7 separate regions of the Homo sapiens genome follow, and all the other regions are linked to region 6. The links are chromatin loops, found by intact Hi-C in ENCODE. Cell type or tissue: heart right ventricle. All regions are shown on one strand.

Evidence for each region. Peaks named below come from ENCODE experiments on the same cell type or tissue, not always from the same donor. Only the 100,000 strongest peaks of a DNase experiment are listed, where the experiment ranks them.
Region 1: a loop joins it to region 6, with 2.8 times the contacts of the local background. A loop is called at or near these places in 8 of 110 quality-filtered maps.
Region 2: a loop joins it to region 6, with 3 times the contacts of the local background. A loop is called at or near these places in 100 of 110 quality-filtered maps.
Region 3: a loop joins it to region 6, with 8 times the contacts of the local background. A loop is called at or near these places in 60 of 110 quality-filtered maps.
Region 4: it touches region 6 in a loop (11-fold over the local background); 100 of 110 quality-filtered maps call a loop at or near these places.
Region 5: a loop joins it to region 6, with 5 times the contacts of the local background. A loop is called at or near these places in 36 of 110 quality-filtered maps.
Region 7: it touches region 6 in a loop (17-fold over the local background); 66 of 110 quality-filtered maps call a loop at or near these places.

What each region holds. Positions count from the first base shown.
Region 1 is chr20:49,908,413-49,912,412 of GRCh38, forward strand. It overlaps SPATA2 (spermatogenesis associated 2), which reads right to left. Exons shown (of 3, transcript NM_006038.4): 2 at 1-180. The coding sequence starts at 78. Among named protein-coding and RNA genes, the nearest start is that of SPATA2, 5.1 kb to the right of the region's middle. RefSeq lists an enhancer at 1,500-1,794. In heart right ventricle, a CTCF peak has its summit at 1,576 (motif pointing left); a DNase peak (open chromatin) is centred at 1,601; H3K27ac peaks cover 3,894 bases.
Region 2 is chr20:49,850,766-49,854,765 of GRCh38, forward strand. SLC9A8 (solute carrier family 9 member A8) reads left to right here. Exons shown (of 16, transcript NM_015266.3): 7 at 45-79. Among named protein-coding and RNA genes, the nearest start is that of MIR12122, 11 kb to the right of the region's middle. In heart right ventricle, no CTCF peak of the experiment used is centred here; no DNase peak of the experiment used is centred here; H3K27ac peaks cover 2,193 bases.
Region 3 is chr20:49,887,130-49,891,129 of GRCh38, forward strand. SLC9A8 (solute carrier family 9 member A8) reads left to right here. Exons shown (of 16, transcript NM_015266.3): 16 at 700-4,000. The coding sequence ends at 807. Among named protein-coding and RNA genes, the nearest start is that of MIR12122, 25 kb to the left of the region's middle. RefSeq lists enhancers at 939-1,750, 1,751-2,562, 3,637-3,806 and a silencer at 1,439-1,558. In heart right ventricle, CTCF peaks have their summits at 1,552 (motif pointing left) and 3,029 (motif pointing left); DNase peaks (open chromatin) are centred at 1,542 and 3,742; H3K27ac peaks cover 3,566 bases.
Region 4 is chr20:49,844,333-49,848,332 of GRCh38, forward strand. SLC9A8 (solute carrier family 9 member A8) reads left to right here. Exons shown (of 16, transcript NM_015266.3): 5 at 704-787. Among named protein-coding and RNA genes, the nearest start is that of MIR12122, 18 kb to the right of the region's middle. In heart right ventricle, CTCF peaks have their summits at 2,091 (motif pointing left) and 2,294; no DNase peak of the experiment used is centred here; H3K27ac peaks cover 146 bases.
Region 5 is chr20:49,810,950-49,814,949 of GRCh38, forward strand. SLC9A8 (solute carrier family 9 member A8) reads left to right here and starts at 1,879. Exons shown (of 16, transcript NM_015266.3): 1 at 1,879-1,999. The coding sequence starts at 1,974. RefSeq lists an enhancer at 1,558-1,697 and a silencer at 1,848-2,127. In heart right ventricle, a CTCF peak has its summit at 1,920; a DNase peak (open chromatin) is centred at 1,822; H3K4me3 peaks cover 2,179 bases; H3K27ac peaks cover 3,810 bases.
Region 6 is chr20:49,609,702-49,613,701 of GRCh38, forward strand. No RefSeq gene overlaps it. Among named protein-coding and RNA genes, the nearest start is that of PTGIS, 44 kb to the left of the region's middle. RefSeq lists an enhancer at 1,255-1,755 and a silencer at 1,481-1,600. In heart right ventricle, a CTCF peak has its summit at 1,566 (motif pointing right); DNase peaks (open chromatin) are centred at 1,550 and 2,590; H3K27ac peaks cover 2,433 bases.
Region 7 is chr20:49,926,435-49,930,434 of GRCh38, forward strand. It overlaps LOC105372653 (a long non-coding RNA gene), which reads left to right. Exons shown (of 3, transcript NR_134564.1): 3 at 2,291-2,387. Among named protein-coding and RNA genes, the nearest start is that of RNF114, 8.0 kb to the right of the region's middle. RefSeq lists a silencer at 2,258-2,552. In heart right ventricle, CTCF peaks have their summits at 2,411 (motif pointing left) and 2,616; a DNase peak (open chromatin) is centred at 2,407; H3K27ac peaks cover 724 bases.

The DNA of each region.
Region 1 (4,000 bases), 300 kb after region 6:
TTTGCTCTCATGGAACTGCACGTACTTCCGAAATAAGTCATCCTTGAATTTAGTATCCATTGAACTGGGCTTCCCCATCCGATCGAGGGGGGCTACCTTATCTCCTCCATGGCTTCTGGATTAGAGGCAGGGACATCACTAAAAGCATGGACATGTTGCCGCCTGGACCAGCGGAGTGCTCTGGAAGGAGGGGAACAAGAAGCATGTCATTCCTCGATACGGTCGCGCTTCGGCTTCAGGTCGCTGAGGCAAAATGAACAGCAGAACTGGCCTGGGCTACACTGGACCCCAGCAGCACACTACAGAGCATGTACTACAAGCAGGGTTACAACAGAGGCCAGAGAGAGATGGACCTTGACTTTGTTGTGCTCACAAATGAAAAATACGATTAATATTCCTGAAAGAGAAATTCGGGTGAGTACAGCAGGAGCTCCTGTCCTGGTTTCGTTGGGGAAGGGCGAGTTTAGGAAAGCCCTCTTGAGACAGCAACAGACCTGAAGGATGAGGAGTCTGCCAGGCCAAGAGGCCGGGGAAGGAGTCGCAGTAGAGGAAGGCCCTGAGCTAATAGTACCAGAGGCTCCAGACACGTGACGAGCTTCACACACACTAACTCGCTTACTTTTTTTTTGAGATGGATCCTTGCTCTGTAGCCCAGGCTGGAGTGCAGTGGCGTGATCTCAGCTCACTGCAACCTCCGCCTCCCGGGTTCAAGCGATTCTCCTGCCTCAGCCTCCCAAGTAGCTGGGATTACAGGCACCTGCCACCACGCCTGGTTAATTTTTGTATTTTTAGTCAAGATGGGGTTTCACCATGTTGGCCAGGCTGGTCTCGAACTCCTGACCTCAAGTGATCCACCAGCCTTGGCCTCCCAAAGTGCCAGGATTACAGGTGTGAGCCCCCATACCCAGCCTCACTTTTTCTTCTTAAACAATCCTAGGAGAGAGACGCTACAGGCAGCCCCAGTGGACCATGTGCAAACTGAGACACAGACATTAGAAACTGCTCAAGGTAGGCCAGGCACAGTGGCTCACACCTGTAATTCCTGAACTTTGGGAGGCTGACGGGGGAGGATGGCTTGAGTCCAGGAGCTCGAGACCAGCCTGGGAAACACGGTGAAACCACGTCTCTACAAAAATACAAAAAAATTTTTAAGAAAAAGAAACTGTCCAAGGTTATAGAACTCTCAGGAGGCAGAGAAGCTGAGCTCAGAACCCAGGCAATCTGGCTCCAAAGTCCATGCCCTTACCCACCACACCCTGCTTTCCTGAGGCAGGAAGCCTGGAACAGTAACAGAACTGCAGCCAGTGAGGCCGAGGCCACGAGGGCAGGGGCATGAGGAGAGGCAGATGCCAGCATCAGCGGGACCCTCAGCCCCAAGGCCGCAAGAGCACATTCAGAATTCGATATTTTATACAAAGAGCCACGTGAAGCCACTGAAGAGTTTACAGCGAGGGGAGAGAGATACGGTCTTATTTACAATTTTCAAAAGAGGCCACCGTGGCTACCGGCCCCTGGAGTGCTGTTACCGGCCTTTGACAGCCTGCGGCCCCTTTATCACCAGAGCGCTTGACAGCCCCCTGTTGGGAGAGGATAGAATGTTCTGAGCTGGGACACAGGCTTTACACAATCTTGTCATCTGCTTAGCCACTTGTTAGTAGAACAGGCACAGATCCAGCAATATTCTTGTCACCACAACGCTGGGAGCGAATCCGGATTAATGGAGGGACACTGCCAGGGCCAGGGGAGACAACACGCGCAGGGTCACGGACACGGGGTCCAAGGCCAGGCACCTGCGAGTGAGGCCAGGGCTGCTTCTCCAGGTTACTTGGGCAAATTGCTCCACCTCCCTGGGTGTCGGTTTTCTCCTATAAAACGGGGTTAATAATAGCGCCTCTGTCCAGAGCTGGCGAGAGGATTATGCATGATGGAATATGAAGCTGCTCAGAGAGCCGGCTCCGGGAAGTCCTTGATGGCCATTGCTGTTGTCTGAAGGTGCTGTACCCCTAAGTGGACAGGCCTTCTCTGAGTGGGGCAAATACCTCTGACTGGGTGGTAGATGTGCATTTTCACATGCTCTGGTCCTGCTGCTCCTGCCCAGAAGCTCCGTGGGTGCAGGCCTGTGACCATCTTGCTCAGTAAGGTGACCTGTGTGCTTCATGTCTGCTGAGTGTGGGAGACAGCAAGGGGCTGAGAGAAGCTGCAGCAGGACTGGGCCTGGCATGTGGGGGACTCCTTTAGCAGACCTGTGTTCAGCTAGGAAGGTCCTACGAGCCCAGCAACTATCAGGAGGTCAACAAAATCATCCTCATCTCAAAGAGCCAGTAGTCTGGCTCCTCCACAGATTTTGTCCCCAGGAGGAGACTCCTGGGAGTACTAATGGTGCGGTGAGAGGTGGGATGTGTAGCAAAACTAGGGACACAGAGAGGCCACTGTCTCCAACACACTGCACTGCTGAGGGAGCCCAGTGCTACAGTGACAAATAAGGCTGAGGAGTACAGGAGGCAAACACATCCATTTAGGGGCCAGGTGCGGGGGCTCACGCCTGTAATCCCTAAACTTTGGAAGGCCAAGGCAGGAGGATTGCTCAAGGCCAGGAGTTCGAGACCAGCCTGGGCAACATAGCAATACCCTGTCTTTACAAAAGAAAACAAAATCCACTTGGGATAAAATTCTGCTTCAGGAAGATTCTCATCATTCAGGCCTCAGCTCAAACATCAGCCTCTAGAGGTACCACCCTATCTCACCTTCCCAGTTCCACACTGTCACATTCTCCTACGATAACCACAATCTGAAACTATCAACTTCATTCATTCATTAGCTTCCTCTCTTTGTCCACCCCTCACCCTCCCTGGTAAGCTGGTAAGCTCGTGGTAAGCTCCATAAAGGCAAGGACCATGTCTGTGTTGTTCACCACGATGCCTAACACAGAGCCTGCCTGTGCTTGATAAAGTAGGTGAAATGGATGCTGCAGCCAGGCACGGTGGCTCACGCCTGTAATCTTAGCACTTTGGGAGGCCGAGGCAGGTGGATTGCCTGAGCTCAGGAGTTCGAGACCAGCCTGGGCAACACGGTGAAACCCCGTCTCTACCAAAATTTAAAAAAAAATTAGACGGGTGTGGCAGCATGCGCCTGTAATCACAGCTACTCGGGAGGCTGAGGCAGGAGAATTGCTAGAACCCAGGAGGCGGAGGCTGCAGTGAGCCGAGATCGCCCCATTGCACTCCAGCCTGGGCAACAGAGCGAGACTCCGTCTCTAAAAAAAAAAAAAGAAAAAGAAAAAGAAAAGAGAAAAAGAGAAATGGATGCTGCAAAGGATGTCTGCATTCACGATGCCATCACTTTAGTTTCTCATTGGTACCTCCCAAGAATCCTGGGAGATCAGCTGGAGAGCAAAGAAACGGGCTCAGAAAGATGGCATGAGGTACGACAAGTAGCTCAAGGTTAGCAGATGATGGACCCGATAATCCAAGCCTGGCCTTCTGACTTGGAACCTGTATTCCTCTCACCACCCCACGATTCCCATGTCCAGCAAGCATTTCTGCAGCCCCCACCCTCTGCCTGAGCTGGACCCAGTCGGGGAATGGGGATGGGTGGGACAGGTAGAGGACAGCAATAAAGGAGACACATCCTGCCTGCAGCTCTAGCTGGAAGAGCATACCACCTAGTATCAAAGTAGGTATGTGCTCTAACTTCATACTGTTCTGTCCATAAAAAAATAAACAATTTAAAATGTATATTCTCTTAAAAAATAAAAATGCAGGCCAGGCGCGGTGGCTCACGCCTGTAATCCTACAACTCTGGGAGGCCAAGGTGGGTGGATCGCCTGAGATTGGGAGTTTGAGACTAGCCTGGCCAACATAGCGAAACCCCGCCTCTACTAAAAATACAAAAATTAGCTGGACGAACACCTGTAATCCCAGCTACTCAGGAGGCTGAGGCAGGAGAATGGCGTGAACCCAGGAGGGAGAGGTTGCAGTGAGCTGAGATCGTGCCATTGCAC
Region 2 (4,000 bases), 240 kb after region 6:
TTTTTTTTGTGTGTGTCTGTGTGTTTGTGTGTTTTATTTTACAGGCTGATGTAATCTCTAAACTCAACATGACAGACAGGTAAATCCTTCATACTGTAACACCCATGCGACTGCTTTTCAGACAGGGGAAATGTTTCTCCACATTGCTTCCTGGGTGTGGTACTGTTCTATTCTCTCTCTGTGTATTTATTTTTGGTAAGGATTTCTGCCATAGAATCTTACTCTGAGTTAATTTGTATCTCTGAAATGAATCAAAAGTATCCTAAAGACTTTTGAAGATCCCTAGTGGGGCATTGCTGATTGGAATGATTTAGTTTAAGCTTGGGAGGGAGTAACTCTGCTCAGCTAACTGCCCTGCCTGTGTGCACGCGTACACTGTACCATTGTCTTCTTATTTACAAGACTTTTCAGTCGCCGTAACAAAAAGTCTTCTTGACAGATTAGAGATGGAGAGGGGGAGTGACGGAGAAACTTTCCTCTGGGATTCCCACGAAGCCTGTGGTGGGGGAAGCAGGGCCAAGACCTCTATTGTGGTTATTGTAGAAAGCCCCTCCATCTGAAGCCACTCCCGTGAGCACTTCCCATGAGCCCCATCCAGGATTTCCCAGAATTGCATAGTGAGAAGCAACCTCACTAGGTTGAGGCAGTTGTCTCTCAGAAGGTACCAGATCTAGTGCTGAAAAAGTGCCCATGCTGAGCATAGTCTGGGTTCCCCCCTCTGAGAGCAGACAGCCTTGCTCAGTGTGTCTGCATTTGGTCTTGTGACATGGCTGGGGAGCTGGGCAGCAGGGTCACATGTTCGTCCCCAGATCCTTGCCATGGGGCCAGTCAGAGCTTTCAGGATTTAGCAGCAGTTTAGCAACTTGGGACTAGAATCTGGGAACCCTTTTCATGGGAACTGTGTCTCTGATAACAAATCCAATTCTATTTCTACCTCCACTCACCACCCACCCCAGCCCAGGACAATTTTGGAGCTTTTGTTGTAAGACAGTTTTGATACATAAACAAGTAGTCCTATTCCATGAGAGCTGGAAATAAAGCAGAACTGATGTCCTGTGTTTGGTAGGTATTTTGCAAATAAAAAGAAATGCCCAGTAAAGGAAGGTATCACAGTATTCAAACCTTCCACTTGTTTTGGGGGCAACTGGTTAGAGATACAGACAATGCTGGATAACTTCCTGTGAAGTTGAATTGAATCAGTGGTTGGGATGTTCAGGTGGAGGACAGGAAAGGAATTGCCCTGTAGACACACTGACTTAGAGCCGGGTAGTGTTTTCCTCTCCGTGTGCAGAAGTTTCCTTTGCTGTTAGAAAGTGACGATCCCTCAGATGGGGACTGCTCTGGGGTCGCAAACCCACACAGCCGCAGGGCCTGGCAGAGCACTTAACAGAGGGAAGCTGGCCAGCTGTGAGTCTAGACATGGGGCAGCGGCCAGTGGGAGAACACACCCTGTATGAAGGGACAGCCACTTCTCAGCGCCAACTCATGATTACCATGTGGAAATCTGGGCCCAGAATTGGTGGCTATTTTAAATACTTTTTTTTCAAAAAGATGCTGGGTTTCTAGATTTTTATAGGGAATTTTCCAGTTTTTCAATGTTGACAACTTGCTCAATTTTTCACAAATACCATGCAGACCAAACATGAGAGGGGACCACAGACTTTTTGCAACCTCTGCACTGTAGAAAACATAAAAATAACTTCGTTGCACACGTTTTGTTTTGTTCTAGTGATATCTTGTTGGAGAGAGATTTCACTCTTAGAGATCCTGAATTATTTCGCTGCCTTAGTTCATTTCTTTTTCATTTTGTTAATGTTGCTATCTTTTGGGGCTATGGGATAAAGAAAATACATTTTTAAGTTGAACTTCTGGCGTTTAAAAGGCGAGGTCTTAAAGATGTGAAGTGGAACAGCTGACAGCCAGGTGAAATAACCGTCTTTCCATACAGACCTCTCAATGATTCAGCAGTTTGTATTTCAGACTTCTCATCTTCACTGTCAGAAATACTCTGCCTCAATTTAGATTCCCAAGCAAACTGTGTAACATGATTTATACAAAGCATTTCCCCCAGCCTTTTGTTTGTTTTGTTTTTTTCAGTTAATTTAGAAAGTTTATTTTGCCAAGGTTGAGCATGCGCACCCGTGACAGCCTCAGGAGGTCCTGACGACATGTACCCAAGATGATCAGAGCACAGTTTGGTTTTATACATTTTAGGGACACATGAGACATCAGTCAACTTATGTAAGATGGACGTTGCCCCAACCTTTTATTATGAAAAATTTTAAACATACAGAAAAGGTGAAGCATTGTGAAGTGAATACCCATAAACAAATTTTTAAAATATAAAAGGTGTATCCTGCAGGGGTAGGAGAGGCACAGGACAGGGAACTTGGGAGCCTGTGGTGGGCCTGCGCTTCACTGAGGCTGGAGTATAGTGGCATGATCACAGCTCGCTGTAGCCTCAAACTCCTGAGCTCAAGCTGTCCTCCTGCCTCAGCCTCCTGAGTAGCTCGGACTACAGGTATGCGGCACCACTTCCGGCTAATTTTTGTGTGTGTAGAGATAGGGTTCTCTCTATATTGCCCAGGCTGGTCCTGAACTCCTGAGCTCAAGCCATCCTCCCACCTCAGCCTCCTAAAGTGTTGGGATTACAGGCGTGAGCCACTGTGCCCGGCCCAGGATACACTTTTTAGACATCATCCTCCTTCCTTCACGGCCTCTGGTGATGGGGCTGTGGTTGATGAGAGTGAAAATAAAAGAGCGACCAGAAGCTCTGTCTGGGTTGTGGTGCAAGGGCCTGGGGACCAGCCACCAATAAAATAGGATCTCCCAGATGGGCAGTTGTTTAGTGGAGTTACCTTCCCTTTCTTCCTTCCCTTTCTTCTTCCCACCTGCCTGCCTGCTTGCCTTCTGCAAGTGTCTCTGGGCCATGCCCAGTACAGACCCTGGGAATTCACCCATGACGAAAATTCAGCATCCACTCCCTTGGAGCTCACAGGCCTGTGATGACCTCTGTGAGGACAGGCGAAGTCTGGGAACTGAATCCTCAGCCTGGGATCCGGAGGCACTCTGGGTTAATGCGCATGAGTCACATTCACAGGCAGCTACCATGGAAACCAGAGGCCAGATGATTGACTTCTGAAGAGAACTGTACCTGGCAAGGCAGCCAGGCATTTCCTCAGTCAGCTCTCCTCTCCCTGACCCTGCAGCCAAAAGATCACCCATTGAAGGCTGCTCAGCCGAGCATCCTTTTCCCCCTAGACCCAGGCTTGGTGAGGGTGGGAAGCTCAGGGCAGTCGTCTCTGGCTGATGACTGACACAGGCTGGCCATTGGGTCTCCATGTTTTGGCTGGTGTTGTGGAAGGGGGCAGACCCACCATTCTGCTGCCCTGGAAAGAAAGTTGCAACAGGCATGGCACAGAGGCTTGTGGGAAAATCACCAAAGGGCAGGGAGAGTGAATTGTCCAGGCTCATGTGGCACATGAGGCCCCTTGAGGGAGCTGGTCCTGCCTCCCTCGCCAGCCTCTTATGGCTCCTGCCACTCACCCCACCCCCACCACCACATGCACCTTCCTTCTGTTCCTCAGGCAGCAGGCTTGCTCCCACCGCAGGAGTCGCTTGCTGTCACCTCAGCCTGCAGCTCTTGGCCTGGCCAGCTGCTTCTTAACATGTAGGTTCTTGCTTACATGTGTCATCCCTTCACAGAGGCCTCTCCAGACCGCCCCATCTAAGTGGCTCCCACACCCACACCCCCACCCCACCTTCCCACGTCACCTCAATTGATTTCCTGGGTCACATGTGGTATTGTCTGAATTTGCCTTCATCTCTGGGTATTGCTGTATCTACTGTTGGGGGTAGGAGTACCGACTCTGGGCAGATAGCCTGGCTCTGCTACTTGTTAGCTGAGTGACCTTGGACAAGTTACTTCATCATCCCGTTGTCCCTCGGTTTTCTCCTCTGTCATTGGGGCAGTAGTAGCAGTCTCATACAGTCACTGTCT
Region 3 (4,000 bases), 280 kb after region 6:
AGTTTGGTTTTCCTGGATGATAGACTCGGGGTATTGATCAGCTACTGAATCGGAGCTGAGGAATTTCAGACATACCAGGGCCTCAAGCTGTGGCCCAAGTCTGCCCCCAGCTCAGGGCTCTGGTTCTGTCCCTCGGGGCACTGCTGGCCTCTCTTTAGTTGGAGGCCTTGGGTAGGGGTGGGGCTCTTCCTGCTGCTGCCCGCTTTGTTTCCGAGCAGGCCCATTTTCCACTCTCCGGCAGGCCTGAGAGCTGCCGGTGTGTGCGCTCTTCCAGGAGCCAGGCAGCTCCAGTGACTGTGACCACGACCGCTTCCTTCTCCAGCATCCTGTGCAGTGGATGCAGCTGTGTCCCTGACAGCTGAGGAGATGGAGGCCTAAGGGGGTGCAGTAACCCCGCAAGGTCACAGCCAATATGGGCATAACTGGGAGCAGAGCTAACTGTGTCTGACTCCAGAGACCACATGTTCAGCCTCAAGCCATGCTCCCTCCTCCTTTCTGAATGACACCTCCCGTGACCTCCACCCCCACAAAGAACAATCCCAGCTCAGTTTGTTCAACTGAAACTGAAGTTGCCTGTGGCCATCACCCTGCCTCCCACCTCCTCCCTAGACACCCCACACAAAACACCCAGTAGCATCCCCTCCCTTCCATGGCCCTGCCCCTGACGCCCTGACGGCTTGGTTGTGTCTCTCGACCCAGGACCTGCACCACGGGCGCATCCAGATGAAAACTCTCACCAACAAGTGGTACGAGGAGGTACGCCAGGGCCCCTCCGGCTCCGAGGACGACGAGCAGGAGCTGCTCTGACGCCAGGTGCCAAGGCTTCAGGCAGGCAGGCCCAGGATGGGCGTTTGCTGCGCACAGACACTCAGCAGGGGCCTCGCAGAGATGCGTGCATCCAGCAGCCCCTTCAAGACATAAGAGGGCGGGGCGAGGTACTGGCTGCAGAGTCGCCTTAGTCCAGAACCTGACAGGCCTCTGGAGCCAGGCGACTTCTTGGGAAACTGTCATCTCCCGACTCCTCCCTGAGCCAGCCTCCGCTCAGTGTGGCTCCTCAGCCCACAGAGGGGAGGGAGCATGGGGCCAGGTGCCAGTCATCTGTGAAGCTAGGGCGCCTACCCCCCCACCCGGAGGACCCCTGCGGCCCCCTGCCTAGAGGAGCACCATCTACAGTTGTGCCATTCCCCAGCCACTGCCTTCATGCTGCCCCCGCCGGACTGGCAGAGCCAGGGGTCAGCCACCTGCCTTTGAGTCATCAAGATGCCTCTGCAGCCACAATTCTGACCTAAGTGGCAGGGCCCAGAAATCCTGAAAACCTCCCGCTGCCTTTTGTGATACTTCCTGTGCTCCCTCAGAGAGAAACGGAGTGACCTTTTGTCCTTTACCTGATTGGCACTTCGCAGTCTATCTCCCTGGGTAGCAGACGGCTGCTGCCCTTCTCTGGGCATGTTCTGAATGTTTACACTGGTACCTTCTGGTATCTTCTTTAGAGCCCCCTGCAAGCTGCAACTCTAGGCTTTTATCTTGCGGGGTCAGAGCGCCCTCTAGAGGGAAAAGCTAGAGGCACAGGGTTTCTGCCGGCCCACAACTGCTGTCTTGATTTGCATTTTACAGCAAAGTGCTGAGAGCCTCTAGTCGCCTCCTGCCATCTGATCTCCCTCCCCACCATTCCCGTACTCAGTTGTTCTTTTGTCTAATCGGAGGCCACTGTGCTGAGGCCCTGCAGTGTCTGCTCACTGCTGCCATCTTCGCTGCTAGTCAGGGTTCCATCCTCTTTCCCCTCTCCCAGTTCCCTACCACGTTGGATCCCATTCGTCACCCATGCTAGGGTCCCCAAAGCACTGGGGCAGGGGCCAGAGCAGCAGCACCCAGTGCTCCCTCCTCTACTCTGACCTGGGGCCCCAGCATCCTGGAGCACACGCTCCACGCACACACACCCCAGCCCTGTCCCAGGGGCCTGGCCCCCTCAGCCATCTCAGGGTGAGGAGCTGCCAGTCATGTCCAGATGGAATGACTCCCATCCTCTCCTCATCTCCCCTTTGACGAGCCTCAAACTGCTCAGCTCATCAAAGAGCCATTGCCAACTTCCGTATGTGGTTCTGGGTCCCAGGGAGCCTTGGAACCTGGCACCCTGGGGTGGTTTAATTCATCATTAAGAAGCATTCCTGCTTCTCAAGGGACACAGTGGCCTGCATGGGCCAGCATGGACCCTGGGCTGATCATGTGCATTCCTGCTTCTCTGGGGACACAGTGGGCCCACATGGGCCAGCATGGACCCTGGGCTAGAGCAAGCACATCTCCATCTCTTCCACCTCAGGCAGTGTGGCTCCAGATGTCAGGAGGGACTGACCTCAGGACCTTCCAGGTTCCTCTGTGCCAGGAATGAGAGGCCAGGCCCGATCCTACCACCTCGCCTTGACCCTGAAGTCAGAGCAGGCCAGCCAAGCAGGAAGCACACTGTTTACTTTTTGCATGAAAAGTAAATGTGTACTTGATAGAGCTAAAATATGATCTTTTTTAATTTCTCAACCCCATAATTTGAGCCATTGCCTTGCTTAATTTTGGTTTCCACCATTTCCTTTTAGTGGAGAAGAGAGGAAGTCAGAGGGTAGGGACCTTTGCCTGCCCCTGGGCGAGTGCGGGCAGGGATCTGAGACCAGATTGTTCTCGCACCCCTGCCAGAACTCACTCTCCCCTGAAGTTTAGGGTCCCATCTCCCAGATGTAAGTTGTTTTGCAAACTCAGTTTGCCAGGATTTCTTTCTTTCCTAATCTTAAATTCACAGATAAAGCAATGAAAAGAGTCAGATCCCATTTCCGTCTGCCCCCTCGTCACCAGGTGTGATAGCCCCAGCCAGGTCACACCTGGCCTCACACTTTGAGCTGAGACTTGAAAACGATGCTGTGGCGGAAGAGCATGTGGGGCTTGGTGGAGGGGCCCCAGGATTTGTTGGGGGCAAAGGGGGTGGCGGGACCGTTCCCAGGAGGTACCAGCACCTGCCTCGATCTCCTCTGAGCCTCTTCTGCCCCCTGTCGGCCAGGTGAGGTCAGCAGCCTGGGAGAGTGCCCCCAAGAGATGAGGGCACCCCGTGTTCCTTGGCAATCTTGGCTCACCTTGGTAACAAAAGGCCATAGAAGTCTGTTTTTCTGGGTCAGTTTTTTTTGCCTGAGAATAACAAATTGCTGCTGTCTACCTTTAGCACACCCAATAATTCTATTTGGGGCAGTGAATGCATAGAAGATATAAAAATACGCAGCTTAACTATATCTTCCTGCGTGTGTATTTATTTTCTTCTGGGTCTAGGCCATGGTACAGGAGAACTGTGGCGTGTAGGAGGAATACTTCAGGATGAGTGAAGGCTGGAGCCAGGGAGCGCTGGAGGAAACCAGCCCTTTAGCCAGCAGCCCCTCCACCACAGGCACTGCTGTGTGGAACGAGTTCTTGGAATGAATCCCATGCTTTCTGCAGCCTGTAGTTGTTATGACCCCTCGGAACAACCACCCCGTGGCTTGTGTGGGGTCTCGCAGGGAAAAGGGCTGGCTTCTAGGTCCCCGAGATAAGTGTGCAGGGGGATGGGCCAGGGCCAGGCTAAGGGTGGCTCAGTTCCATCATCTGGAGGTCAGACACACTGTCCAGAGGCAGAACTGAAGCCCTCTCGGCCCCTACCCTAAGCCAGCCACCCCTCTTCACAGTGGGTGAGCTGGGCTGGGCTGGCTGGCATGAGGCCAAGGGGTAGGCCTGAGCGCCAGAGTCGCCCAGGTTAGCCCACAGGATTCCTTTGTGTGCCATGGAATGCTGAAAGATGGGTGACTGGGGACCCTTCTTAAAACCTTTGGCAAAGGTGCCATCGGCAGGGCTTGGCCTCATGAAGTCTCAGGTCCGTGTTCCCGCAGGGCGCACATGCTTGGAGAGTCCTCAGCAGGGTAGCCGAGGCCAGGCCACTTCTGCTGAGGATGGGGCAGGCTGGGGTGTGGGTGTGGCCTGGGGTGGCTCAGGGCTG
Region 4 (4,000 bases), 230 kb after region 6:
TTACCTTTTTCCTGGAGGATTCCAATTTGTGGAGTTGTTTTTGAAAGTCTGCAACCAGAATTGAAATTTTCTGTATTCAGATTAATTTTCTTTCTGTACTAAGGAATAAAAAACATACTACTGTGTTGTGCTGTTTCTTTTCACTGATCACCTTTAAAATCCTTGTCTTGGCCACGCATGGTGGCTCATGCCTGTAATCCCAGCATTTGGGGAAGCTGAGGTGGGAGGATTGCTTGAGGCTAGGAGTTTGAGACCAGCCTGGGCAACATAGCGGGACCCTGTATCTTAAAAAAAAAAAAAAAAAAAAAAAAAAAAAAATTAGCCCGGCATGGTAGCACGCACATGTAGTCCCAGCTACTCAGGAGGCTGAAGTGAGAGGATCACTTGAGCCCAGGAGGTTGAGGCTACAGGGAGCTGTGATTGCACCACTGCACTTCAGCCTGGACAACAGAGCAAGAAAGACTCTGTCTCAAAATAATAATAATAATAATAATGATAAAAATAATAAAATACAGTTTCATTTTTTTTTTTGGTGGGGGAATCTCTCATTCTGCTTGATTTTATTATCAGGTAGTTATTTAAACATTATATGTTTCCACTAGGCCAGGCCCTGAGAGAATAATTATTTTGGCTCTTTATTGATTAATTTATTTCTTAATTACACAAATTCCATGCCCTTAAGATACTCATTTTCTATTTACAGGAAGAAGAAATGTTTCGTCCAAACATGTTTTTCCTCCTCCTGCTTCCCCCTATTATCTTTGAGTCTGGATATTCATTACACAAGGTGAGACTCAGGCACACATTGGTGCTTTGGTCTGGACAGTTTCTCATGTTTGTAAGGCAAGTTCCTTAAAAGCTTGGGTATAATTTAGCAGCAGCAGCAGCAGCAGCTCTGCTCCTTCCTGGTTGTGCTCAGTGGAAGCTGGACTGCAGTGCCTGACTTCTGGAGAGGAGCAGACATGATGAATTGGCTGCTTTAATGGTTTCAGGCAGTATGGCTCACTGAGCCAGTGTTTGCCATAAATGGGTGCTTTGCCCAGGAAGATGGCTGAAGTGATGTTAAGTGGCTCACAGATGATGCATTGACTCGTCTTCCTGGACACAGACTGATAGATGTAAAGAGGATAGACTGTGTCCTGGGACGACGGGGACATGTGCCCCAGGACTTTTGTTTCTTTCAGCTCCCCCACTGGGGCCTTTCTAACCTTCTCAGGCCCATCCATCCTTCCATGTCTCCCTCTCGGTGCCCTCCCCTGGCCTCAGACCCCAGCTTGATATTCCCCTTCATCCCTCAACCTCTATCGCTCCTCGCCCACTCCCTGGTCCAGCTTCTCCTTCCCAGGCTGGAGCCCCATCCTTCCCTGCCTAGTCCCACAGTTGCCTGCCCATTCTTTCCTCCCTGCCTTGGTGAGCAGTGGCACTGGCCCCTACCCACTTCTCTGCTTTGGCTTGGCCTTGACGGCCATTGCCTTGCAACTCCCAGTGTGAGATGTTTTTTTTTTTGTTTTGTTTTTTTTGAGATGGAGTCTCACTCTGTCACCCAGGCTGGAGTCCTGTGGCATGATCTCGGCTCACTGCAACCTCCACCTTGTGGGTTCAAGTGATTCTTCTGCCTCAGCCTCCTGAGTAGCTGGGATTACAGGCACACGCCACCTTGCCCGGCTAATTTTTGTCGTTTTAGTAGAGACGGACGGGGTTTTACCATGTTGGCCAGGCTGGTCTCGAACTCCTGACCTCAAGTGATCCACCCACCTTGGCTTCCCAAAGTGCTGGGGTTACAGGCATGAGCCACCACACTCGTCCCCTAGTGTGAGTCTTTCTGCCTGAGCAGGAGCTTCTCACTTTTAAGCCTGCTTGTGTGCGTGCATGGTTTTTTCCTTGTCTGTGAGTTTTCTTTAAACATAAATGTATTTAAGTTTTAAAATAAAGTGATTCAACTTAAAATACTAGTATTAATAATACAGCAGCTATTTTGTGAATGTGATTTTTAAAAAAACTGTGAAGATTGGAAAGTTTAGGCCAGTCCTTGGAGAGAGGAAAGCCAGAGACACAACACAGATCTAATCATGCGCTGCCCCCTACAGGTTTCTTTTTGGTAAAGTAGAAACCAAAAACCCCAAAACCCTACCTCCCAGGGTGCTTTGAGAGTCACACTAGATGAAAGAACGTAGGCAAAGCACCACCCACCACACTAAATAAATGAAGTGCTGCTGCTTGTTATTAATGATAAAAATGTCATTTATTATTAATAACAATATTACCACCAGTAGTAATAATAATTTATTAAGCTTAATATGGTCGGGCCCAGTGGCTCATGCCTATAATCCCAGCACTTTGAGAGGCCGAGGTGGGTGGATCACTTGAGGCCAGGAGTTCAAGACCAGTCTGGCCAACATGGTGAAACCCCATCTCTACTAAACATACAAAAATTAGCTGGTCGTGGTGGTGCGTGCCTGTAATCCCAGCTACTCTGGAGGCTGAAGCATGAGAATCATGAGAATAGCTTGAACTCGGGAGGTGGAGCTTGCAGTGAGCTGAGATCACGCCACTGCACTCCAGCCTGAGTGATAGAGGGAGACTTTGTCTCAAAAATAAATAAATAAAAATAAACTTAATTTGTTGTTGACATGGTATAAAATAAATAAATACATAATTTTAAAAAATGAGTTAGATTTGTCTAGAAATGTTTGGTAAAAACATAGAAATTAAGTCTTTAATTTTCCTGTACTAAAACAAAAGCATATTAAGATGTTCAGCCCAGATTTTTTTTTAAGTTATTATTTTATTGTGCATCTATCCAAAGAAAAAGTGAAAAGGAAATTTAATGTAAAAAATATTCACAAGTCTTACAAACTGTTAGTGACATCAGATAATTTTTAACAAGGAAACATAAGTTGAAGGTCACCATGTCTTTCCTTTCACTTTGTAAACAAATCTTAACTGTAAGCAGATATGAAAATATTTCAAAACATGCTGAGGAAATTGACTTGATTTTGACTTAAAAACATGACATTTTGAATATTAGAGCATGTAAAGTTTTTCTTTTCTTTTTTTTTTTTTTTTTTAGAGGGGAGAGAAACTTGTTCAAAATTTGAGGAAAGTAATAGTTTTTTAGAGAAACATTTTGTTGAAGATGACTTTCCAGCAGGAAATGTGACAATTTATATGAAAGGGACTGATAGGATTATGAAATGCTACTTCTGAAACTTCTATCCACTTTCTACCCTCGCCCAAAGATGATAGGAAGTAAAGTTTGAATATTTTATTTTAATATTATGATATCTGCTAATGTAAATTTGGATTTAGAATACAGATTACAGTAAGATTATCATCAGTTGATATGCATTAGCTAGGCAGCAACTGGTTCTTTGAATTGCAAATATTACACAAATCACAGGATGTTAATTATGTCAGAGAGAAACAGATAAATTTGCTTTATGTAGCAGAGGGAAGTTCTTGTATTATGGTAACTTTAACTTGGGTAAATGTTCAGGATCCAGATTAATATTAACCAAATATATAAATTATATCAACATTAGATCTCTGCAAACAGGTCAAAACTGATTAATCTGTTTTTTTTTTTTTTTTTTTGAGATGGAGTTTTGCTCTTGTTGCCCAGGCTGGAGTGCAATGGCACGAACTCGGCTCACTGCGAACTCGGCTCACTGCAACCTCGGCCCCCTGGGTTCAAGCGATTCTCCTGCCTCAGCCTCCCGAGTAGCTGGGATTACAGGCGTCTATAACCACACCAGCTAATTTTGTATTTTTAGCAGAGATGGGGTTTCTCCATGTTGGTCAGGTTGGTCTCGAACTCCTGACCTTAGATGATCCACCCGCCTTGGCCTCCCAAAGTGCTGGGATTACAGGTTTGAGCCACCGAGCCCAGTCTAATCTGTTTTTAAATAACAAAAGAAAACAGCGATTTGCAAAGAGCAACTCATAGATTGAAAGCCCTTTGTTTTGAAAAACCAAATCATTGTGTTTTAAAATTCTTTGT
Region 5 (4,000 bases), 200 kb after region 6:
AGCTGTGGGACCGCAGGCAAGTGCCTTGATTTCTCTATGTCTGTGGATAATGATGGTATCTACCTCAAAGCTATGTAAAGAATTAAGGAAACAATAGCCCAACACCACACCTGCAGGAAGGAAGCAAGTTTATTATTACTCAATAAACATTGGTGGATCCTGATGACATTCTCTCAGTCAGCTTTAGCAGTCTTAAGAGACTGCAGAGGATGGAGAACCCAAGGTTAGAGCCAGATTTCTTCTCTACCCAGTTCCTCGGGGCCAAAACCCTGACACCATGCTTAACTCCTCTTTTATACGCCATAGTCCGTCAGCAAACCTTGTCTTCAGTATGCGTCCAGGAGTCCAACCATTCCTGCCACCTCCACCGTATTACTTTCATCCAGACTGCCATCAGCTGTCACCTAGATTATTGCAAAAGCCTCCTTGCTGGCTTTGGGGCTTCCATCCTCTCTCTCTCGCCAATCCCCAGTCAACTCCCAACAGGCAGCAAAGCTTAGGTTACTTCTCAGTTCAAAACCCTTCTAGGTGTGCTAGAATTAACTGATTTATTTACTCAATGATTATTTATTATTGAGTGTCTACTATGTGCCAGGTACTGTTGTAGGCATTGCAGATAAAATGGAGAACAAAACAGACAAAAATTTCTGCATTCATGAAGCTTCCGTTCTCATGGAGGGAGATGGTTAACAAACAAGTGTATGAGTAAAACATATGGTAGGTTAGGTGTCATGTGGAAAAATAGTTTAGGGAAGGCGGGGGGCCTTGGATTTTAAGTAGGGTGGTCAAGGAGGTCTAACACACAAGATAAGGGTTAAATAAAAGGCCAAACGTAGGAGAGGTGGGAGCCAAAGAGCTACCCAGAAGAAGAGCATTCTAGATAAAGGCTCAGTAAGTGCAACGGTGGAAGTATTCCTGGTGAGTCTGGGACAATAGTGGAAAGTCAAAGTGTGTGGGAGGGGAGATATAGAGCCCCATGCCCCCCTCCCACACACTTCAGAGGGGAAAAGGGGGCAGGATTGAGTCCTGTACATTCCCCACGTTTTTTTTTTCTCTGGAGATTGGAAGCCATTGGAGGGTCTAAGCAGAGGAGTGATGAGTTAAGCTGCTGTGTGGAAGTCCGTAAGGAACAGGGGTGAGTCAGAGACCCTGAATGGAGCCGTTGCAATTATCCAGATGAGATAGAGTGCCTTGGATCAGGAAGGGAGGTAGCAACAGAAGCGGCCAATAAAGTTCAAAGTCCTCAGCCCCAGTCCTCCCGATGGGGGTCTCACCTACCCCTCTCACCTCACCTTGTTCCTCCCTGCATCCCCACCCCACCGGTCACTGCTAGGCACATAGAAGCATCTACTAAGCATGTGGTGAATCAATGAACCCCTTAATGAATGGTCCACCCCTAGATCATCAGCATCCTTTTTAACGCTAGGCATATAGTCTGAACTCAACACATGTTTACAGATGGAATGCTGCACAGTCCTGCCAAGTCCAGGCGGTTATTCCTCTCCACAGCCGAAGGAAACTAAGGCTCGGGTGGGGAAGTGTCCCCCTGGGGTCTCTCCGCTTAGGCTGCAGGCTGGGCATCCTTTTTCAAACTCTTTTAGCACAGCGAAGTCGAGGGCACTGGGTGGAGGGTGCTTGCTTGCCCTCAGGGTGAGTCACAGTGACCTCAGAGGAGTTTCCCCAAAACGTCCCCGCCCTGTGATGGGGAAAAGCCGGAATCTCTCGGTCCCAGGTGGTCATGTGGCCCAGGCCGGACAAGCGTCCCGAAAGCCCCGGGAGAGACTAAGAAGCAATCCTCCCACGCGCTTTCTCCCACCCTCGGGCCACTGAGACGGAGGGACAGAGGGCCGCCCTCGCGCGGCCGAGGCCCCGCCTCCCGCTCGCCCGCCCGCGCCTCCAGCGGAAGCCGGAAGCAAAAGCGGGTCCTGCTAGCCCCGCGGCTCCGAACTCGGTGGTCCTGGAAGCTCCGCAGGATGGGGGAGAAGATGGCGGAAGAGGAGTGAGTGGGCTTTTTCCCGGGCGGCGGAGGCGGCGGGGCTGGGCCCCGGCGGGTGACAGCGAGCGCCTCAGGCCGCCCTCCGGCCCCGGAAGGCGGAGCTTCTTTTGCTGGTTGGCCAGGACTGACCAAGCCGGTGCCTACGAGGAGGGCGGGATGGGCGGGCCTGGGCCCAGGTGGGCCTTGCTTTCCCCTGGAGATCGGTCCCTCGAGCTGGGAATCTACTGCCCAGCGCAGGCCCGGAGAGCTGTCTTGCGGAAAATACAAACCATATTTACTTTCCCAGTTTTCGGTAATCTCATGGTTACTGAGCCCTCTTCCGCCTCCTCCAGGAAGTCGTCCGGGTTCTCCACACCCACCTCCTACGTAGCCAGTCGCCTCCTGTATAACGATCAGTTTTCATGTCTTTCTCCTTCACTAAGTTTCATTTAGTCATTAACTGTTAGCCATCTACTCAATTCCAGGCCCTGGGCAGGTGGTAGGAAAGGAGGCCGACCAGGAGCCGCTCTCTGGGAGCTTCCATTCTAGTGGGAAAAGAAGACCATAATTAGTCAAGGTGGTTTCAGATCGTGATTAATTAACGTTATTTGTGCCTAGTGTTCCATTATTGGAACGCTAAGCATGTGGGAGTTATTTATATCCTACTGCTCAAGGTCATCGCCAAGGTCTGATTTTTCTCACGTCTGCAGTTCTAAAAATTGCAACCTCTGGCATGAATGGGTTAAGTGTTCTGAAGGAAGCAAAATAGAGTTAAGGTTGGGGAGTCCACTCAGGAAAAAGTGACATTCAGCAGAAACTTGAATGACCAGAATGAGGGATAGGAGAAATAACATCAGGTTCAAAAGGCCTGGCTCAAGAAAGAGTTTAGTGCTTTTGAGTGACAGGCAGCATGGCTGGTGTGTAGAGAGGAAGGGGGTTAGCTGGACAAGGGGAGATGGGGAAGGACGGGCTGTGTCCTCCAGGTACTTTTGGGCAAGTCCAAAAGTCATCTCCATACCTGCAGGGCAGAGTCTGTTGCAGATTGTAGATGCCCTATCACTGTTTGTGGAATGAGTATGTGAAGATGAATAAGGAACCCCTTCATTGATACTGGAGTCCTTCACCTGATAACTTTTCAAATATATTTCTTGGCCATGTGGGGGTCATTTCATGTAATCAGTTATTTATTGAGCAGCTGCTCCATCCCAGACACTAAACAGCCTCAGCAGCACAAAATAAAAGAGGCAATATAGCCCAGCGATTTCAAGTTTGGGTTTTCAGCTTGATTCTGCCACTAACTGAGATGTTGGTGAAGTTTTGCAACCTCCCTGAGCCTTAGTTATGCATGAGTAAAAAACGGAAAGTAATCATACCCAATCAGACATGTTATACCTATTAAATGAGAGGTAGTGTGTTACCTAGTTCCTGGAATAAAGCAGTGCTCAGAAAATAATAACTTTTGTAGTCACAGTAACAGTTATTATAGCAATATTGTACTAGTTCACAATCCCAGCACAGTGTGAAAGAGCTGTGGGAACATACGCAGTGGAGTGGGTAAATTCGGGTGTGGTAAGATGGGGTAATAGGAGGTGACATTTGAGCCGTTTGAAATCTGAGAGGGATTTTGTAAAGTAGGGTAGGGCATGCCCAGATCAACAACTGGGCAAATTGAGGTGGCTTCTTCAACTTGCAGAAATAATGCCAGGAAAATAATGTAAATTGGAGAAACAAAGGTGCTAAGTAAACAGTGTTGGACCTTGGAAAGTGATGAGACTCCAGTTTGCCTCCCTTTAAATCCCCCAGTATTTGCCAAAGAGCAGGCAGCATTTCATTTCTATACTAGCTCTGATTCCCTACCGTTCTTGTCCTCTAAGTGGCTGTATTCAAAAGCACCAGAGGCCACTGGTACCCTTGTGCTGTGCAGGCAGGGATTTTCTTAGTAAGTTTCTCTCGAAGGCCTGCCTGTTAAAGACTTCTGAATCCCATAAAGTTCTTGGACAGCTTCTCTTTCTGGTGTGAGGTGTG
Region 6 (4,000 bases):
GCTGCTATTGGCAGATCCATCCATCCACCCATCCATCCACCTACCCATCCATCTATCCAACCATCCATCCATCTATCCATCCATCCCCATCCGTCCATCCACCCACCCATCCATTCATTCAACAAATATTCGTTGAGCACCTACTGAGTGCCAGACACAGTGCTGAGTGCTGGAGAGATGCCAGTGACCAGAAAGACACAGCCCATCCCTGCCCCCAGCAGCTGTTCACAAAGAGAGGATGGGCAATAAGCAAGACAAATAAGTAAAATATATGGCACTTGGTGATTCTTGCTGTATATAAAAATAGAGTAAAAGCTGTGCACGGTGGCTCACACCTGTAATCCCAGCACTTTGGGAGGCTGAGGCGGGAGGATCACCTGATCCCAGGAGTTTGGAACCAGCCTGGGCAACATAGCATAGTACAGACCCTGTCTCTACTAAAAACACAAAAAATTAGCTGGGCATGGTGGCTCATGCCTGTAGTCCCACCTACTTGGGAGACTGAGGTGGGAGGATTGCCTGAGCCTAGTCGAGATCGAGGCTGCAGTGAGCCGTGATTGTGTCACTGAACTCCAGTCCAGGTGACACAGCGAGACCCTTTCTCAAAAAGGCTGGGCGCGGTGGCTCACGCCTGTAATCCCAGCACTTTGGGAGGCCGAGGCTGGTGAATCACTTGAGGTCAGGAGTTTGAGACCAGCCTGGCCAGCATGGTGAAACCCTGCCTTTACTAAAAATACAAAAATTAGCTGGGCGTGGTGGCGTGCCTCTCAGGTACTCGGGAGGTTGAGGCACGAGAATCGCTTGAACCTGGGAGGTGGAGGTTGCAGTGAGCCGAGATCGCACCACTGCACTCCAGCCTGGGTGACAGAGCGAGACCCTGTCTTAAAAAAAAAAAAAAAAAAAAAAAAAAGGCAGCACAGAAGACTGAGAGGGTGGGGCTGGAGTGTGTTTCAATTTTAAATTAGGCCTTGAGGGCCATTGAGGGACCTTGGCTCTCATTGTGAGTGAGCTGGGAGTCATGGAGGGTTCTGAGCAGGGGAGGAGCCTGGCCTGACTTAGGCCCTTGCAGAATCACTCCACCAGGAGGCCAGAGTGTTAGGACCCAGGGTGGAGGCTGCGAGCTCGGGGAGGAGGTGACCGCACACAGGATGGCGGCTGGGCTTGGCGGGGCAGTGGAGTGGGGAGACAGAGTCTGGATGTATCCTGAAGGTGGAACAGACAGGATTAGCTGGTGGATGGGACATGTCGGTGGCAGACAGAGAGGAGTCGGGGATGAATGACTCCCTGAGCCTCTGGGGAGGGTGGAGCTGGCTGCCCTTAAGGCTAAGAAGGCTGTGGGCAGAGCAGGTTTCTGCGGGAGATGAGGAGTGGGTTGCGGATGCATTCACCCTGAGTTGCCTGGCAGTGTGGACGTGGAGTTTGGGTTTACCCTCGTGTTGACAGGTACACGCTCGCGGTGCGGTTATCACGCTGCTGCTGGTGTCACCACGCGGGCGCTGCAGGGACGGACCTTTCCCATCGCCAGGCTCTTCGGGGACTGCTGCAATGCCCCGTGCAGCCGCCAGGGAGCGCCCGAGCCGCACCCAGGACGCGCGGGGACCGGGTCATCCCGCGGGCTACCTGTGCGGGGCAGGACGCTTAGCCGCACCCTTGGCCTCCGACTACTCGGAGTCTGTTGCATTCCTCCTTCCCCCCGCGCGCCGTGTGACAGCCAAAACTGTCCCCAGACATTGCCAGGCGCCCCCTGGAGGGGAAAGTCGCCCCCACGGCAGTCAGAGCCATGGCCTGCGCAGCCACATTCATTTACTGAGCGCCTACTGTGTGCCTGCGTCTGGGCTCCGCAGGGGCTCACGGGGGTTTCTCCTTTTCATCCAGGTTTCTGTTCAGATGTCACCACCTCAGAAAGACCCTGTCCTAGACACGCTCCATTCAATGACCCGAAAGGATCTTGTTGAAATGTTAACTTATTACATTTTTGGGTTTTTGTTGTTGTTGTTTTTGGTTTTGCTTTGAGACAAGGTCTTGCTCTGTCACCCAAGCTGGAGTGCAGTGGCACAATCTAGGCTCACTGCAGCCTCAACCTCCTGGGTTCAAGTGATCCTTCCACCTCAGCCTCCAAGTAGCTGGGACCACAGGTGTGCACCACCACACCCGGCTATTTTTTTTTTTTTTTTTTTTTTTAGTAGAGACAGGGTCTCACTATGTTGCCCAGGCTAGTCTCAAACTTCTGGGTTCAAGTGATCCTCCTGCCTCTGCCTCCCAAAGTGCTGGGATTATGCCACTCTGCCTAGCCTTCTTTATTGTCTGTCTCCCCTACCCAGCAGACAAACCCCTGCCCTCTTAGAGTGCAACTTCCAGTGAGCCAGATGGTCACCTCTTTGAAGTGGTGGCATTTGAGTTGTGCCTTGAAGGATAGAAGCTGCCGATCATGGCAGAATTTGAAGAAAGGTCTTTCCTGGCAGAGGGAAAAGTCAGGGCGAAGGCCTAGGGGCTGCTCAAGTCCCTGCCTTAAGGCATTTAGAGCGTCCTGCCCAGTGGGTGATGGGTCCCCAGGCCACACACAGCTGCTGGCCGAGCGCCCCAAGTCATCAGGAAGCCATGTGGTGTGGACAAGGGCCAGGCAGCCTGGACACACAAAGGCCCATTGACAGCTGCATGGGAAAAGTCCAGGGCACCCAAGCCGGAAGCCCAAGGCTGGTCCCTCTTGTCAACTCCCAAGGAGCTTTGGGTGGGGACAATAGAAAAGCCAGACCTTCTCAGGAGACTCAAGTTTCCCTGGGGTGGGGCAAAAATGCAGGTGGCCTGGTCACTGGGACATGCAGGGCAGCTGTGTGAGGCTTTTGCAGTCCCCCAGCCCTGGTTCTAAGTCTAGCCCTGCCCCCTGCTAGCAGAGTGACCTTGGTCATGTCATGCTCCCTCTCAGACCCTAAGTTCCCTCATCTCTAACACAGGGTGAAAGCTGGGTGCAGTGGCTCACACCTGTAATCCCAGCATTTTGGGAGGCCAAAGTGGGTAGATCGCTTGAGTCCAGGAGTTTGAGACCAGCTGAGCAACATGGTGAAACCTCGTCTCTACAAAAAATACAAAAATTAGCTGGGCATGGTGGCACACGCCTGTAGTCCCAGCTACTCGGGAGGCTGAGGTGGGACAATCACTTGAGCTAGCAAGGTTGAGGCTGCAGTGAGCGAAGATCACGCAACTGCACTCCAGCCTGGGCAACAGAGCAACACTCAGTCTAAATAAATAAATAAATAAATACAATGGGGTGAAAAATAGAAGCAACCTTCCAGCAATGGTGTGAGACTGCCTGGGTAGAGTAGTGGGAACCAGGCCTGATTCAGCAGGTGTTTAAGAGCAGGTGGTCAGTTCCAGCAGTCAGCTATAGTGGCTGGCTGGAGTGGCCATCTGTGGCGGTCAGTAGTGGTGGTCGGTCATAGTAGTCAACTTTCATGGTCGGCTATCACGACACTAAGCATGAGGACCGTCAGGTGAGCATGGCTGGGGTGTTTGGTCAGACAGACCTGGGTTCCACAGGTCTCCTGCTTTCCAGTGTGGGGCAGATATGATCTCCTTTTTCCAAGCCTCTGTTCCTCCATCTGTAAGATGGGGATAATGAGAGCCCTACACAGGGCAATGACTGTGAAGCGCCCAGCACTGGGATTATAGAATGTTCCAGGGCTTTGGAGGGCAGCCTCAGAAGAGCAGGCCAAGGAAAGCGCAGGCCTCCCGACTGAAGGAGGTCTGCAGAGCCAGCAGGTAAAGAGTGGCTATAAACGAACAGGAGCTGGGCCTCCCTCCGCGGGCAGTGGGGACGCATGAGGGCATGTTCCCAGCCTGATAGCAGGAAGCATTTCTGGAAAAGCCCAGCTGAATAGTGAAGATAGCAGAGCAGGAATGTGAAGAACGCAGACCTGGGATCAGCTTGCTGGGCTCAAGTCCCCTGTACTAGCTGTGTGTCCTTGGGCAAGTTACTTGACCTCTCTGTGCCTTGGTTTCCTCA
Region 7 (4,000 bases), 320 kb after region 6:
AATTCATAGAGACAGAAAAAGGATTAGAGGTTACCAGTGGCTGGAGAGGGAGGAATGGGGAGCTATTTCTTATAGATGGAGTTTCTGTTTAGGTTGCTGAAAAAATTTTGGAAACAGAGGCGATGTTTGCACAACATTGTGAATGTAATTACTGCCACTAAAGTATATGCTTTATGGTGGTTAAAATGGCAATTTTTATGTTATGTATGTTATCACAATAAAAAAATTTTGGGGGGGGCCAGGCCAGTGGCTCACACCTGTAATCCCAGCACTTTGGGAGGCTGAGGTGGGTGGATCACTTGAGGTCAGGAGTTCGAGACCAGCCTGGCCAACATGGTGAAACCCTGTCTCTACTAAAAATACAAAAAAAAAAATAGCTGGATCTCATGACACCCACCTGAAATCTCAGGTACTCGGGAGGCTGAGGCAGGAGAATTGCTTGAACCCAGGAGGTGGAGGTTGCAGTGAGCCACGATCACACCATTGGAATCCGTGCACTCCAGACTGGGCAACAGAGCAAGACCCTGTCTCAAAAAAAAAAAATGGTGTGGCTGGGCACAGTGGCTCATGCCTGTAATTCCAGCACTTTGGGAAGCCAATCTGGGTGGATCATTTGATGTAAGGAGTTCGAGACCAGCCTGGCCAACATGGTGAAACCCTGTCTCTACTAAAAATACAAAAAAATTAGCTGGACGTGGTGGCACACACTTGAAATCCCAGCTACTAGGGAGGCTGAGGGAGAAGAATTACTTGAACCGGGAGGCAAAGGTTGCAGTGAGCCGAGATGGTACCACTGCACTCCAGCCTGGGAACAAAGTGAGACTCCATCTCAAAAAAAAAAATAAATAAATAAATAACAGAAGATCTGGACAGACACTTCACAGAGGTAAAACATACAAAATGGCCAATAAACAAATGAAAAGGTACTCAACGTCATTAATCATTATGAAATCTAAAATTGCACAGTACCACTACACACTCACTAGAATGGCTAAAAGTGTCTGACAACCAAATGTTGGTGAGGACGTGAAGCAACTCATACCTTGTTAGTGGTCATGGGAAATAGTTGGAAAATGGCTTGGTTTGGCAGTTTCTAATAAAATTAAACACACATTGGCCGGGCACGGTGGCTCACGCCTGTAATCCCAGCACTTTGGAAGGCCAAGGCGGGCAGATCACCTGAGATCAGGAGTTCAAGACCAGCCTGGCCAACATGGTGAAACCCCATCTCTACAAAAATACAAAAATTAGCCGGGCATGATGGCAGGTGTTTGTAATCCCAGCTACTCAGGAGGCTGGGGTGGAAGAATCGCTTGAACCCAGGAGGCGGAAGTTGCAGTGAGCCGAGATCGTGCCATTGCATTCCAGCCTGGGCAACAGCAAGACTCCATCTCAAAAACAAACAAACAAAACAGACAAACAAACAAACAAAACAAAAAAAATTAAACACACATTTACGAAATGACCCGGAAATTCTACTTCTATGTGAATGCTTAGTTTTGAAATGTCTTGTTAATTGTGATGACTTTCTTCTATCCTTAGCCAATGTCTCAAGTCACAATATACACATGAGGTGCAGTTTATTGTAGATGAAGGTGGATTCAAATCCCCTATTTCAATGTCTTCTTGTTAGTACTCATTATTTGGTTGTAGTTCTTGTCAGATATTATGAGATCGTTATGTTTTTACCTCATTATGTGGCTGACCCTTGATATAATAGAAACTGTAAAATGCTATGAGCTGGTGGGATAACTGATGAAATGCAATTTTCTGGAGGCAGTTTTTTTTTAATTTTTTTTTTTGAGACAGGCTCTCACTCTGTCGCCCAGGCTGGAGTGCAGTGGCGCAGTCTTGGCTCACTGCAACCTCTGCCTCCTGGGTTCAAGCGATTCTCCTGCCTTAGCCTCCTTAGTAGCTGGGATTAACAGGCATGCGCCACCACACCCGGCTAATTTTTGTATTTTTTTGGTAGAGACTGGGGTTTTACCATGTTGGCCAGGCTGGTCTCAAACTCCTGACCTCAAGTGATACACCGGCCTCTGCCTCCCAAAGTGTTGGGATTACAGGCGTGAGCCGCTGCACCCTGCCAGGGGCCGCATTTTTATGTGATCATCCCCGCGTGGCTTTCCTGTTTGAGACTGAATAATTCACTGTTACATTTCCAACACTTACCAGGATACTTAGCACATAGAGTTATTGGTTGAATGAATATTTACATGCCAGTGTCTCCTCTGTTAAGACTCCTTTTAGGCTGAGACTCTTTTTTTTTTTTTTTAATTTTTGTTTTCAGGCAATGTACAGTAAGCCATGATGGGCAGAGGCAGGAAATACTTAGAGAACTGGAAAGAATAAAGGAGCCGGTGTTCTCTTCGCAGGGCCCGGTGAGTCTGTGAGATGCTCACACGCCCCCTGGTGGTGTCAGTAGGAATTCTTCCTGGCGCTCAGCAATTTGGCAATCTTGAAGAACCGGCTGAAATCAAGATGAAATTATCTGCCCACAGGTTTAAAAATGTAGCAATACATGATGGGGTAAATTATGCCTAACTTAGACAAGTATAGCGATAAATTTTACATGTGGCCTGAGGCTGATAGAACTGTGACGCCTGAGAGTTACAGGATTTGAGGGCTGGAGTTACTTCCGATTCATCTTAACTGTTCTTAATGCATCATTGTTTATTTTTTCTTTTTTTAAGAGAAAAAAAAGTCACCCAGGCTGGAGTGCAATAGCACGATCATGGTTCATTGCAGCCTCAACGTCCTGGGGTCAAGCAGTCCTCCTCAGCCTCCCCAAGTGCTGAGCCCACATGTGCATGCCCCTATGCCCAGATATTTTTTGTATTTTTTGTAGGGATGGGATCTTGCTATGTTGCCCAGGGTGGTCTCGAACTCCTGGGCTCCAGGCAATTGCCTTAGCCTCTCAAAGTGCTGGGATTACAGATGTGAGCCACCTCACCTGGTCCCGAATTTTTAATTAAAAAGTGGTGCATGAACTTGATATAAATATTTAGACAACACAAGAGGAAACAGAAGGAGAAGTCTTTCTCCAGGCCCAGAACCTAAGACCCAGTCCCTTAGCTCCCCTTTTGTTTTTTGGTTTTTTGTTTGTTTGTTTCTTTTCATATAAAATAGAGACAGGGTCTTGCCATGTTTCCCAGGCTGGTCTCAAACCGCCAGGCTCAAGTGATCCACCTGCCTTAGCCTCCCAAAGTGCTGGGATTACAGGCATGACCCACCACACCCGGGCCATTTTCCCTTTCTAATAGGAACCATTGGTACCAGATTCTCAGAAATCTTCCCAGGAGGCCGGGCGCGGTGGCTCACGCCTGTAATCCCAGAACTTTGGGAGGCCGAGGCGGGTGGATCACCTGAGGTCAGGAGTTCGAGACCAGCCTGGCCAACATGGCGAAATCCCGTCTCTACTAAAAATATAAAAAAATTAGCCGGGCGTGGTAGTGGACACCTGTAATCCCAGCTACTCAGGAAGCTGAGGCAGGAGAATTGCTTGAACCCAGGAGATGGAGGTTGCAGTGAGCCAACATGGTCCCACTGCACTCCAGCCTGGGTGAGAGTGAGACTCCGTCTCAGAAAAAAAAAAAAAAAAATCTTTCCAGTAGGGCAATTGACTCATCCTGTTTTGCCCGGGACTTTCCCAGTTTTGGCACTGAAAGTCTCACATCCTGGGAAACCCCTCACTCCCAGGCAAACCTGGACACTTGGTCACCCTACTTTCCAAAGGCATCTATTTATCATATACAAACATATACATATATTAGTTGCATTACTTGGCATCTTGATGTTGTTTTAATTAAAAATATTTTTTGGGCCAGGTGCAGTGGCTCACACCTGTAATCCCAGCACTTTGGGAGGCCAAGGTGGGCAGCTCACTTGAGGTCAGGAGTTCAAGACCAGCCTGGCCAACATGGTGAAACCCCGTCTCTACTAAAAATACAAAAGTTAGCCAGGTGCAGTGGCGCATGCCTGTAATTCCAGCTACTCGAGA